2 separate regions of the Homo sapiens genome follow, and region 2 is linked to region 1. The links are chromatin loops, found by intact Hi-C in ENCODE. Cell type or tissue: psoas muscle. All regions are shown on one strand. Links, peaks and the distances in the headings refer to the core of each region. The heading gives the core; the rest is flanking DNA. Region 1 overlaps SLC38A9 (solute carrier family 38 member 9). Region 2 overlaps PLPP1 (phospholipid phosphatase 1).

Evidence for each region. A loop is a pair of places that touch in the nucleus more often than their neighbours do. Peaks named below come from ENCODE experiments on the same cell type or tissue, not always from the same donor. Only the 100,000 strongest peaks of a DNase experiment are listed, where the experiment ranks them.
Region 2: it touches region 1 in a loop (1.8-fold over the local background); 2 of 110 quality-filtered maps call a loop at or near these places.

The regions. Positions count from the first base shown.
Region 1 is chr5:55,629,598-55,637,813 of GRCh38, forward strand. SLC38A9 (solute carrier family 38 member 9) reads right to left here. Exons shown (of 16, transcript NM_173514.4): 13 at 5,947-6,060; 14 at 4,157-4,305. Among named protein-coding and RNA genes, the nearest start is that of SLC38A9, 79 kb to the right of the region's middle. In psoas muscle, for the core only: no CTCF peak of the experiment used is centred there; a DNase peak (open chromatin) is centred at 4,184; H3K4me3 peaks cover 1,543 bases; H3K27ac peaks cover 2,500 bases.
Region 2 is chr5:55,426,174-55,428,673 of GRCh38, forward strand. The region is part of intron 4 of PLPP1 (phospholipid phosphatase 1); the gene reads right to left. Among named protein-coding and RNA genes, the nearest start is that of MIR5687, 82 kb to the right of the region's middle. In psoas muscle, for the core only: no CTCF peak of the experiment used is centred there; a DNase peak (open chromatin) is centred at 1,138; H3K27ac peaks cover 2,500 bases.

The sequences.
Region 1 (8,216 bases), core at 3,214-5,713:
GGACCTAGCTGTTTTGCCTACCAAATGCTACTTTTACTTGAATTGCAGTCAAACTATGGTCATTCAAACTCAGGTGTTTGACAGAGATTTTCCAGAAAAATGAATTATATAAGCTTGTCACTTATATAATTCAAGGAAAACAACTGGCAGTATTTGTTGCCAAAGATAAAATTAAAGTTTTCAAATAAAAACTAGAATTTTGGAAAACTTGTATTTGCTACCCTGAGCTTGACAGTTTCCCAATGTTTAAAGGCTCTTGTGATGAAATTAGTGATAGTATTAATGAAAGTGGGTTTTGATATTGTAAAATGAAGTGTGTCAACATTTGGAAGATCCACAGAACTCAGTGAACCAATATTTTCCAAATGATCAAACAGATGTTACAAAATCATGCATGCGTAAAAGATCCAAAGTGCACGATAGACCAATTGGTTTTAATGTAAACAAGTTTCAGATTCCACGATGCAACTCATAAGAAGCTACCACTCGTCAGGTTTTGGCACAGTATCAAAGAAGAATATCCACAATTATATGAAAAAGCTATTAAAAGTACTCCTTCTTTTTCCAACTATCTATGTGAGGCTGGATTTTCTTCACAAATCTAAACGAAAACAGGATATTATAACATGGAATGCAGAAGTAGAGAGGAGAATCAATTGTCTGCTAGTAAAACAAACATCAGAGTTTTGCAAATGTAAATTAAAGGGTTTTTTTGTTTGTTTGTTTTTGTTTTTTTTTGAGATGGAGTCTCGCTCTGTCACCCAGGCTGGAGTGCAGTGGTGCCATCTTGGCTCACTGCAACCTCCGCCTCCTGGGTTCAAGCAATTCTCCTACCTCAGCCTCCCGAGTACCTGGGATTACAAGCGCCTGCCACTACGCCAGGCTAATTTCTGTATTTTTAGTAGAGATGGGGTTTCACCATGGTGGCCAGGATGGTCTCGATCTCCTGACCTCATGATCCACCCGCCTTGGCCTCCCAAAGTGCTGGGATTACAGGTGTGAGCCACCACGAACGGCTAAATTAAAAATTTTTTGAAAGCAGTTATTTTTATTTTTTTAAATTTTGGTGGGTACATAGTAGGTGTATATATTTATGGGGCACATAAGATGTTTTCATACAGGCATGTAATACATAATAATCACATCATGGAGACTGGGGTATCCATCCCCTGAAAGTGTTTTTTTACAAAAATGTTACTTATGTTAACAAGTAATGGTTTTATTATTGATTTTAAACAAATTAAAAATACTTTGCTGGGCACGGTGGCTCATGCCTGTAATACCAGCACTTTGGGAGGCTGAGGCAGGCAGATCACCTGAGGTCAGGAGTTCAAGACCAGCCTGCCCAACATGGCGAAACACCATCTTTACTAAAAACACAAAAAATTAGGCAGACATGGTGGTGGGTGCCTGTAATCCCAGCTACTCGGGAGGCTGAGGTAGGAGAATTGCTTGAACCCAGGAGGCAGGGGTTGCAGTGAGCCAAGATCATGCCACTGCACTCCAGCCTGGGCGACAAGAGTGAAACTCCGTCTCAAAAAAACGAAAAACAAAAAACCTAAATTCTATTTTTTAATATTTAAATACTGATAGCTATACCTGCATAAACTAAAGCTCCTGGAGTCCTCAATACATTTTTAAGAGCATAAAGGGTCCTGAGACCAAAAATTATGCTCCAAAGTATGCACACTCTATAAAGTGCTTATAACTGTCGGATAAATGAAAATGACAATGTGTTCTTGGTGGTAGGGGAAGAACTGTAATGTGAAAACAAAAGGGAAATCTCTGACTTTTTCCAAGAAGAAAAAACATTATTGTAAAGATAGCCACATTCTGCAAAATAATGGTAGAAAACAGGAATAATGTATTTGCTTAGCATTTTTTCATCTATGACTTCACTGTATTTATTTTCTTTGATGAATATAAATACAGCAGAGTAGAAACACAATCAGAGGCTTACATTTATTGAGCTCCAATCTTCTGGATAATAACACTAGAACCATAGCTGCTGCTATACTTATCAGTGCTTGAGACCTGGTAACTCCTGACTTTTGCTTTGTTTTGAAACCAACATATTTATGGCAAAAATTATTTATCGAAGAAGCAGACTACATCAGTTCATTTTAAACAAGAACTGATTAAGACCACTTGTTTAGTTGCTTACTGTAAATGCAATTTTTTTCAAATTTTATTTAAGTTATCTTTCTTTAAAAGAACATATGCCTAATAAAAGTGGACTAGGTTCTTTTCACTAAGATGAACCTATAAAAAGACTTAATGTAAGGGTAGGAGTTAACCAAAGGTCCACAAGAAGGCTGCTGGGAAACTCTGAAATGACATATAGAAATTTCTCTTGAAAAAAAAAAAGAAATTTCTCTTGGATGAGGGTAACCAGCTTTGAAAAGATTTTCAAAAGAACTCACAACTCCTTCATCCCTAATAAGAGGTTAACAATTATAGCAGTAATTTAAACTTGTTATATATCAAATAAAAATTAATTATATATCTGACCTTCAATTCTAAACAATTGATCATTTATGTAAAATTGCATAAATGTAGGCCGGGTGCAGTGGCTCACGCCGGTAATCCCAGCACTTTGGAAGGCTGAGGCGGGCGGATTACAAGGTCAGGAGATTGAGACCATCCTGGCTAACACAGTGAAACCCCACCACTACTAAAAAATACAAAAAATTAGCCGGGCATGGTGGTGGGCGCCTGTAGTCCCAGCTACTCAGGAGGCTGAGGCAGGAGAATGGCGTGAACCCGGGAGGTGGAGCTTGCAGTGAGCCGAGATCGCGCCACTGCACTCCAGCCTGGGCGGCAGAGCGAGACTCAGTCTCAGAAAACAAAAACAAACAACAACAACAACAAAAACTGCATAAATGTTAATGAATATAAAAGTAAGGATTGTTGGACTCAGAAAACCATACCCTAAAATGAAAGCCTCAGAAACAAAAGTTTTTCTCTGACCTTCTGAATCTCAGTCCCATTCTCCCGAAGCTATCTTAGAAACTAGAATCCCTCTTCCCCAAAGTGGAACATGGAAACCTTTTCCCTCAAGCTGGCCGTAAAACCTAAAAATATCACTCCAATTTCCCACTATTTCTGTGTAAAAACTAGCCATAAAGAAATGATCTGACCTGTCTTGTTTGACTGCAGGTCATAAGACTCCCATTCCAGAGAGGGTCCTGCCCCAGACGCAGATGAAAAAAACACATGCTCAGAGAGGCTAAGAATCTAGACAGAGGGGCCTTGCTGGAGTTCCCCACTCAGTCTATTAGCATTAGACATGGCTGTTCACATAAACATAACCATAAAAAAGGACAATTTCCCCTGTATCTTTGGGTCTTCTTTCTAAAGGCTCCCATGTAACATAAAACCACATTCAAATACATTTATATGCCTTTTCTCCTTTTTTTTTTTCTTTTGGAGTCAGGGTCTCACTGTATCACCCAGAGCAGTGGCGTGATCTCAGCTCACTGCAGCCTCGATCTCCCGGGCTCAAACGATCCTCCTCCTCCCACCTCAGCCTCCTGAGTAACTGGGACTACAAGCATGCCCACTATGCTCGGCTGATTTTTTAAAATTTTGTAGAGATGGAGTTTCAGTATGTTGCCCAGGCTGGTCTTGAACTCCTGGGCTCAAGCGATCCACACACCTTGGCCTCCAAAAGTGCTAGGATTACAGGCATGAGCCACTGAGCCGGGCCCTTTTTGCCTATTAATCTGCCTCTTGTCGGTCATTTTCAACAAAACTTCAGAGGGCAAAGGGGAAGTTTTCCCTTGGCCCTGATAGTTTCAATGACCAATAATTAAAAGTGTTGCTTCTCATTAGCTACACATTGCCAACATAGGTACTATACACTATAAACTTCTTGACAATATGTAAATCAATAGCAATTAAATAATAAGATAAATATAAATGGTATCGGAGCTAATTAACTATACTGGAAGGAATGAACTTTAAATCATTCTAGACAAGGGAGTGGCTTCTATTTTTAAAGCTCTTCAGGGAAGAGGACACCAATGATCTATCTTTAGTCACCACTTGCATTAGGCATTTTTATAGCAAAAGGATCAGTCACACTTTAAACTGACCTGCTTGCACAGTCATTTGTTGCTTGGCACATCCTGCTGGTCAAGAGAAGAGCCCTTACCTAGGATAAATGTCACCGAAGATATGGCCCAAAAGCTGGACACGAGCCAGGTAGCCTAAGAGTGGGTATACAGTCATCATCTGGAACAGCAGGAATATCCTTGCAATGAAGGACAGGGTGTCACTGCTAGGGAAGTTGTCTAAAAAATTCTAATCCAAGAAAGATAATGAGGTCATGTTAAAAATCAAATTCAGTACACACATTCATAAAATGGAATGTCTTCTGCTTATTTTGAACACAGGTGCTACTCCGATTGTGGTTTGTGGACTAGTGCCCATCCACAACTACTTGTTAAGTATTTTTTCAATGAGGTAAGTATAGAAACCGAAAGTGTTCAGAAACTTTTACAGGAATCTGACATTGCCACAATTTTATTCTATTTTACAAAAGTATCAGCCTGCAATTTATTTAACATTAAAGCAACAGCAAAGACAATTTTGTCCTTCACCACAGATAGATCGAGAAAGCATTGCTTTATGTGGTTCAAGGAAAATACCAGTCCACTTTAAAGATGTAAAGAGCTAATTTAATTCAGTGTTATTTTACCCTCTCTGGCTCTGCTGCTTTCCTCCTCTGAAGCACTGTAAGCACTTTTGAAGTAAAGATGACAGAATAAGGTGAGAGTATGTCTATCACCTACTACATCATTGTTTAGTCTATCACTAAATTTAAAAGGATTTATCTCTACTTCCTTTCATGACCCTTTTCTCCATTTTGGTTTGGTATCTTAAAAAAAAGTTAATTACTTAGAATTTTTATCTTTTCTTTCAAATACAAATACCACAAATATTCCTATTCCCAAGGGAGTAGGCTTTGTATGAGTTTGTTCATATCAGGGAAATTGCCAGCAAACATTTGGCTGCCAAAGAACTTCTGGAGTCAAGGAAATCAAGAAAATAAGAACATTTCCAAGCTGCCATAATAGCAGTAATTCAAACTTATTTCTCTTATAAAGATGAGAACACTATTAACATTATTTTGCTGAAATAACCATTATAATTCAGCTGTAATAAATCACATTAGTATATTCCATTGTACTCTATAAGAGGAATTTCTTCTGACCAGAAAGTCACTTGTGAAATGTTGTTTTTTGTGAGAAACTCTTCAGTCACTTATAACTAAAGACTATACTATTGCTAAGTTTTTGATGGGTTAAATCAAAGAAAATATTAGTTATGGCAATCTTTTATTAAAATATTTTTTTCTTTTACTCTGTCTCTCTTTTTTTTTTTTTTTAACCCTCTGGTGACTCATAGGACATCTCTCTCTCTTTTTTTAACAGCCAAATACTCTTTTTTTGTTTTGCTGCCTGTCACTCAATATAAGAATGAGAGTCTGATTAATCATTAGAGTCTGATAAACAAAGACTCTAGTTTATCCAGGGCATTCCTGATACAGGCTTTTAAAAATAGGGAGTTCCTTCAATGTATTCTCTGTGGTTTTATAACTACATGAGAACTACTTGTACCAGTTCCCCACAAAAAGAGAAATATATGTACATAATAGTAGACATTTATTTGAGTACCACAAGGTGCCTGGCATGTAGTACATTATCTCAGAGTCCATCTAAAAATCAAATGGGGGTACTTATTATACTATTTAATGGAAAAGAAAAATAAAGCTCAGAAAGAAAAGGGAAGGTGCCTAAATTCCCATACTTGGAGTAGATAGCAGAGATGGTATTAAAACCCAGGCCTATCTGATGTTATATCTTGCCACTGTATCACCCTACCTACTATAAATACATGAAAGTGTACACAATCACACAGAGAGGGTACACGGTGCCTTACCTGCTCAATACAATCTTTGGATAATGGTGGTGAAGGAAATGAAGCAAAAACCAGGACTCCAATATAGAGATAAGTTAATGTCACCAGCATATAAGCAATGCACAAGTCCCTCACCTGTAAATACAGAACAAAAGTCCCATAATACTGAAGAACCTTGTAGTAAGTCTACCTTAATAGGCTAAGGAGACTAACAAATAAATATAAAATTTGTCTTTTTACCTTGTACATGTGTGTATATACTTCTAGATATTCAATTTGTTCACAGAAAGTAGTTAAAACAAAATCCACACACTTTACAATTAGTCTGGCAATTTTTTTTAAAAAAGTACTCTGAAGTATGTAGACTAAGCTACCTGTTGGCAGACTTAGAAGTTAACATAGTGGTTTAACATGACTGAAATTCTGACTTAATTTCAAAAGATAATTTAGTTGCCAAATTACAAAATATTTAACTACAATAATAAAGCTAAGGGACAACAAGAAAGTAAGCATAGCCACTTCAGTATGGTCTGCAACATTTTAAAAATTCGTCCTTTGGTAAATTAACTTATATTATTAAAACATGCCTAGACCACAGCAGAGCAGAACATACTAAAATATATTTAATAAAGAAAGAAAGCTAGTTAAAGAACAGACAACAAGCAGTATTAAAGACAAGCTTAATAAATCTAAACAGTAAACAAAAGGAAATCAAAAGGCAGCTGTTCAAACAGCTGCACAATGTTACTGGAATCAGCAAACAAATGCAGAACATTAAATAAAGCGGACTGCTTTCTTCTATTGCGGTTCCCACCCTCCCAACCTCCCATATCCATGCAAAGTAAAAAGCTCCAAGATATTTAATGTAGCCAGCTGTCAGATCCAAACAGAACAGATTCCCCAGCTCAAAAATCTGGTCTTCATCACCACTGAAGTTATGGCCAAACAATTCAGCACAATTAAATTATGGCAACAAGCCTATTCATTTTTCATTTTAAACAAAAATTACTCTGAAAGCTAAGGAAACAAATTAGAAAAAAATAAACTTAAAAACATTTGATAGCACAATAAAAAAACTGGACATTTGGTATTAGGGAACATTTCTGACTTTTTGGATTACTTTCTTCCTTAAATGGGCTAGCTAACGTAGTAGAGTTTTATAAACTTGAATGTTGACAAATTCAGTTAAAAAGCAAGTAACAAGTTATGAGAAATCTTAAGGTCAGGTCTAAATTGACAATCAGCTTGAAAGTAAGTTAAGGGTTTTAAACCCTAAATTAGATGGTGGATAAGCCCATGGAGCTAAAGGCTTATGCAGATTGGTTCCAGCCCTCTCAAAATGCGTCTAATTGCTTAGGAATGAGGAAGAGGATGACCGGGCACAGTTTCAAAATCATTCCTCTTTAGTTCATGAAGCTCTAGGTCTGACGGGAGGCCAGAGTTCAGTCACCCCTAGGGTTGCCTCATGATCTTGTGTGGGATGAACAGCAATGAACCAGGCCAAATCTACTTTTTTGTCAAAAGTAGTAGTTTCCCATTATGATGGCTGAAAGTCATTCTACACTCAACCTACTCAATGCCACTCAAGAACAGAGGTAGCCTTGTAAAAAAATCTTGGGAGGCAAAGCAGCTGGGCCTGAGACAGCTCTCTGTAAAGTGGGACAGCCACCATCCCATAGACAGTTTTCAGCTTATCTACTACCTGATCACCACGTTATTTTGGTCTGACATCTTGCAAAGAAGTGTACCATAGCATACCTAGGGGGAAATCTGATTAAGATGCAAAGGCTATGGTGCACAGCTTCCAACAAGACTTTTCCCTTCCGCTTCTCTGTTCTCACGGCACTATATACTTATCTCAAATTCAGCAACTATTCTACTGTATTGTGACAGTCATTAATTTTTATTATAAAAGTAAACCATGTGCATGATATAAAGAATTTCAAGTGGAAATAAAATGTCCCTTGACATCCCTAAAATAGCCAAGGTTAATAGTTCTTGCATCATGTTGGTATTTTTTCTTCAAATGTGTCTGTACCACAAGACTCTGGGATTCTGAGGAGAGAGACCACGTCTTTTTCTTCTTTGTATCCCCAATACCCAGGACCACGCCTGGTACATAGGAGGAACTTGGTAAATGTAGATAAAGAATAATAGCCACACTGGCTTTATTAAGTGCTTGTAGGTGCCAGGCTATATTGCTAAGCACATTACAAGTGTCATCTCATTTAATCCTCATTGCAACCTTATAATGTAGATACTGTCATTTTCTTCATTTTACAGATGTAAAC
Region 2 (2,500 bases), core at 1-2,500, 210 kb before region 1:
CGTACGCATTATTACCTAAATGTTAATCCTTTAAAGAAACAAAACTATTGCCCTACTAACTTGTTCACAAGAATCTATTGCCAGTCTAGCTATACCACCCTTCAAACTGTATACAAACAGGTGTTTCCTTGTTTATGGCTTTCTAAACAGGATTTCAGGGACAGTTCCTCCCCTTGCAATTTGGGTTATAATTCTCATAGTCAAGACCAGTGCTGCCATTGGTTTTTTTATTGTTTTCCTTAAAGAAATGGGGCGTTGCTCTGTTGCCCAGACTGGAGTGCAGTGGTGGTGTAGTCATACTCACTGCAGCCTCAAACTCCTGGGCTCAAGCAATCTTTCCATGTCAGTTTCCCAAGTAGCTGGGACTATAGGTACATGTCACTGAGCCCAGCTAATTGGTTTTTTTTTTTTTTTATAGAGATGGGGGTCTCACTGTGTTGCCCAGGCTGGTCTCAAACTCCTCGTCTCAAGTAACCCGCCTGCATTGGCCTCCCAAAGTGCTGGGATTACAGACATGCGCCACCATGCCTGACCCAGTATCGTGGTTAGTTCTGAGTCTTGGGATAAAGTGCTAGCATTCTGGGCACAGGTTGCCATTGCTCTGGGCCTATCTAGGGACTATTTCATTAATTAACCAAAGAGAGCTCTTCTACCCTCAAATTGTTTAACAAGGCAACTGAGACTAAATAATCTGTATTTGCAAGTAATATAGGTTGTAGTTTAGTTATGATCCAGCCAAGAAGTGTATTCTTTCAACAGTACTTGTATCCCCTTTAAGTTAAGTTCTATGAGTTTTCTGTACACTAATCGGACCTAAGAAATTCCCCTTTCTCATGTCAGTCTGCCTTTGACTTTGGGTGCATCTCTGAAGGTTTTATGTAGAAATGATTCTTTTTAGGGAGTCTGCTCTCATTAAAAAAAAAAAAAAAAAGAAAACTACCTAATTTCTATCCAATAACAATATAATTTATAACATTCCCTTTAAAATTCTGTTCAATAATATATGACTCGTAGACTAAATTAAATGCAGTCCTTAGAAAACAATATACATAGCTCTCCCCATGGACACTGCCTATTTAAAATAGATGACACAAATCCATTCCCAGCTCTCTGGGCACTGCCATGGGTGTTCAGTCACCAAAAGCTGGCAAAGACCCAGGGCTTATCTAATTTTATCAAGTACTTAGTATAAACCATCTAGTTCTAAAAGAGCACACCAGCTGTTTAACTGAGTCTGACTCATCAGCAAGTTTAAGAACCACTGGCTTTCTGCAGAATCCTTATTTTTGTTTGTTGTTCAAGCTGTGAAAAAAGTAAGTAGTCAAATCAAAAATAGCAACTCTAGAATGGACTTAAGCTAGTCCCATGCTACTTCCAACCTGAAGGAAACTCAGAGCTAGGACTCCAAGGTCTTTCCTCTTTTAAGATTCTAAAATCCCTGTAGCAATATTTCCATTCTAAACAACCCTGACTTTCACTGTAGATAGCCTGCAAACTCATATTGAATATTATTTTCTCCAGATTTCTTCCCCAACATGCCAGTGAAAAGAATTAACATTTACTTAACATTATCAATAATCAACTAAGCTCCAACACTTTTTTGGGGGGGGGGATGTGGGAGGGGGAAGCAGGGAACAGTTTTCCTCTTGTTGCCCAGGCTGGAGTGCAGTGGTGCGATCTCGGCTCACTGCAACCTCCGCCTCCCGGGTTCAAGCAATCCTCCTGCCTCAGCCTCCCGAGTAGCTGGGATTACAGGCACTCACCACCACTCCCAGGTAATTGTCTGTATTTTTAGTAGGGACGATGTTTCACTGTGTTGGCCAGGCTGGTCTCAAACTCCTGACCTCAGGTGATCCACCCACCTCAGCCTCCCAAAGTGCTGGGATTACAGGCATGAGCCACCACACCCAGCTCGCTCCAACACTTCTAAGTGAAGTCTTTCCCCCTATAAATAGCTGTTTTTCTCCTTACACATCTACCCAAGAATAGAGGTTTCCCCCATCAGTGAAACTCTGACCATGGACCCAGAAATTATTTCACCGTGAGAATTCTGGGATGCCCCAGTTGTGGTTCTGTACCTAACCTTGTGCTCTAGGCTTTGGCTTCTCTAGTGACAAACAGGCATGGCCTGAGTGTGCTTCCTATGTGCCCATACTGCGTTTCCCTGGGTCAGGGTACTCGGTGTAGCTCTGTGAAGACTTCCATTTCTGTAGAGCTCAAGAAAGTGGACACCCTGAATTTCTCAGACCTTGGGTAAACTTGAATTCCACAGCTGACATGCCCAGAAATCCGGACTGGCTTTTCCCCTCCCACCTTGCCAGCAAAAGTTTCCTATATGCGTAAGTTCAACAAAGCTAAAAAGTAGTGTCTTTCTGGTGGCTCTACTTTGATTCTGGGCAAAGCAAACACTTGACATGACTTCCTTTAAAAGAAAGTCTATTACTTTAGCTTTCCCTAAATGCCACTGAAAAGTTGAATGTCTGAAGCTTCTCAATACTGT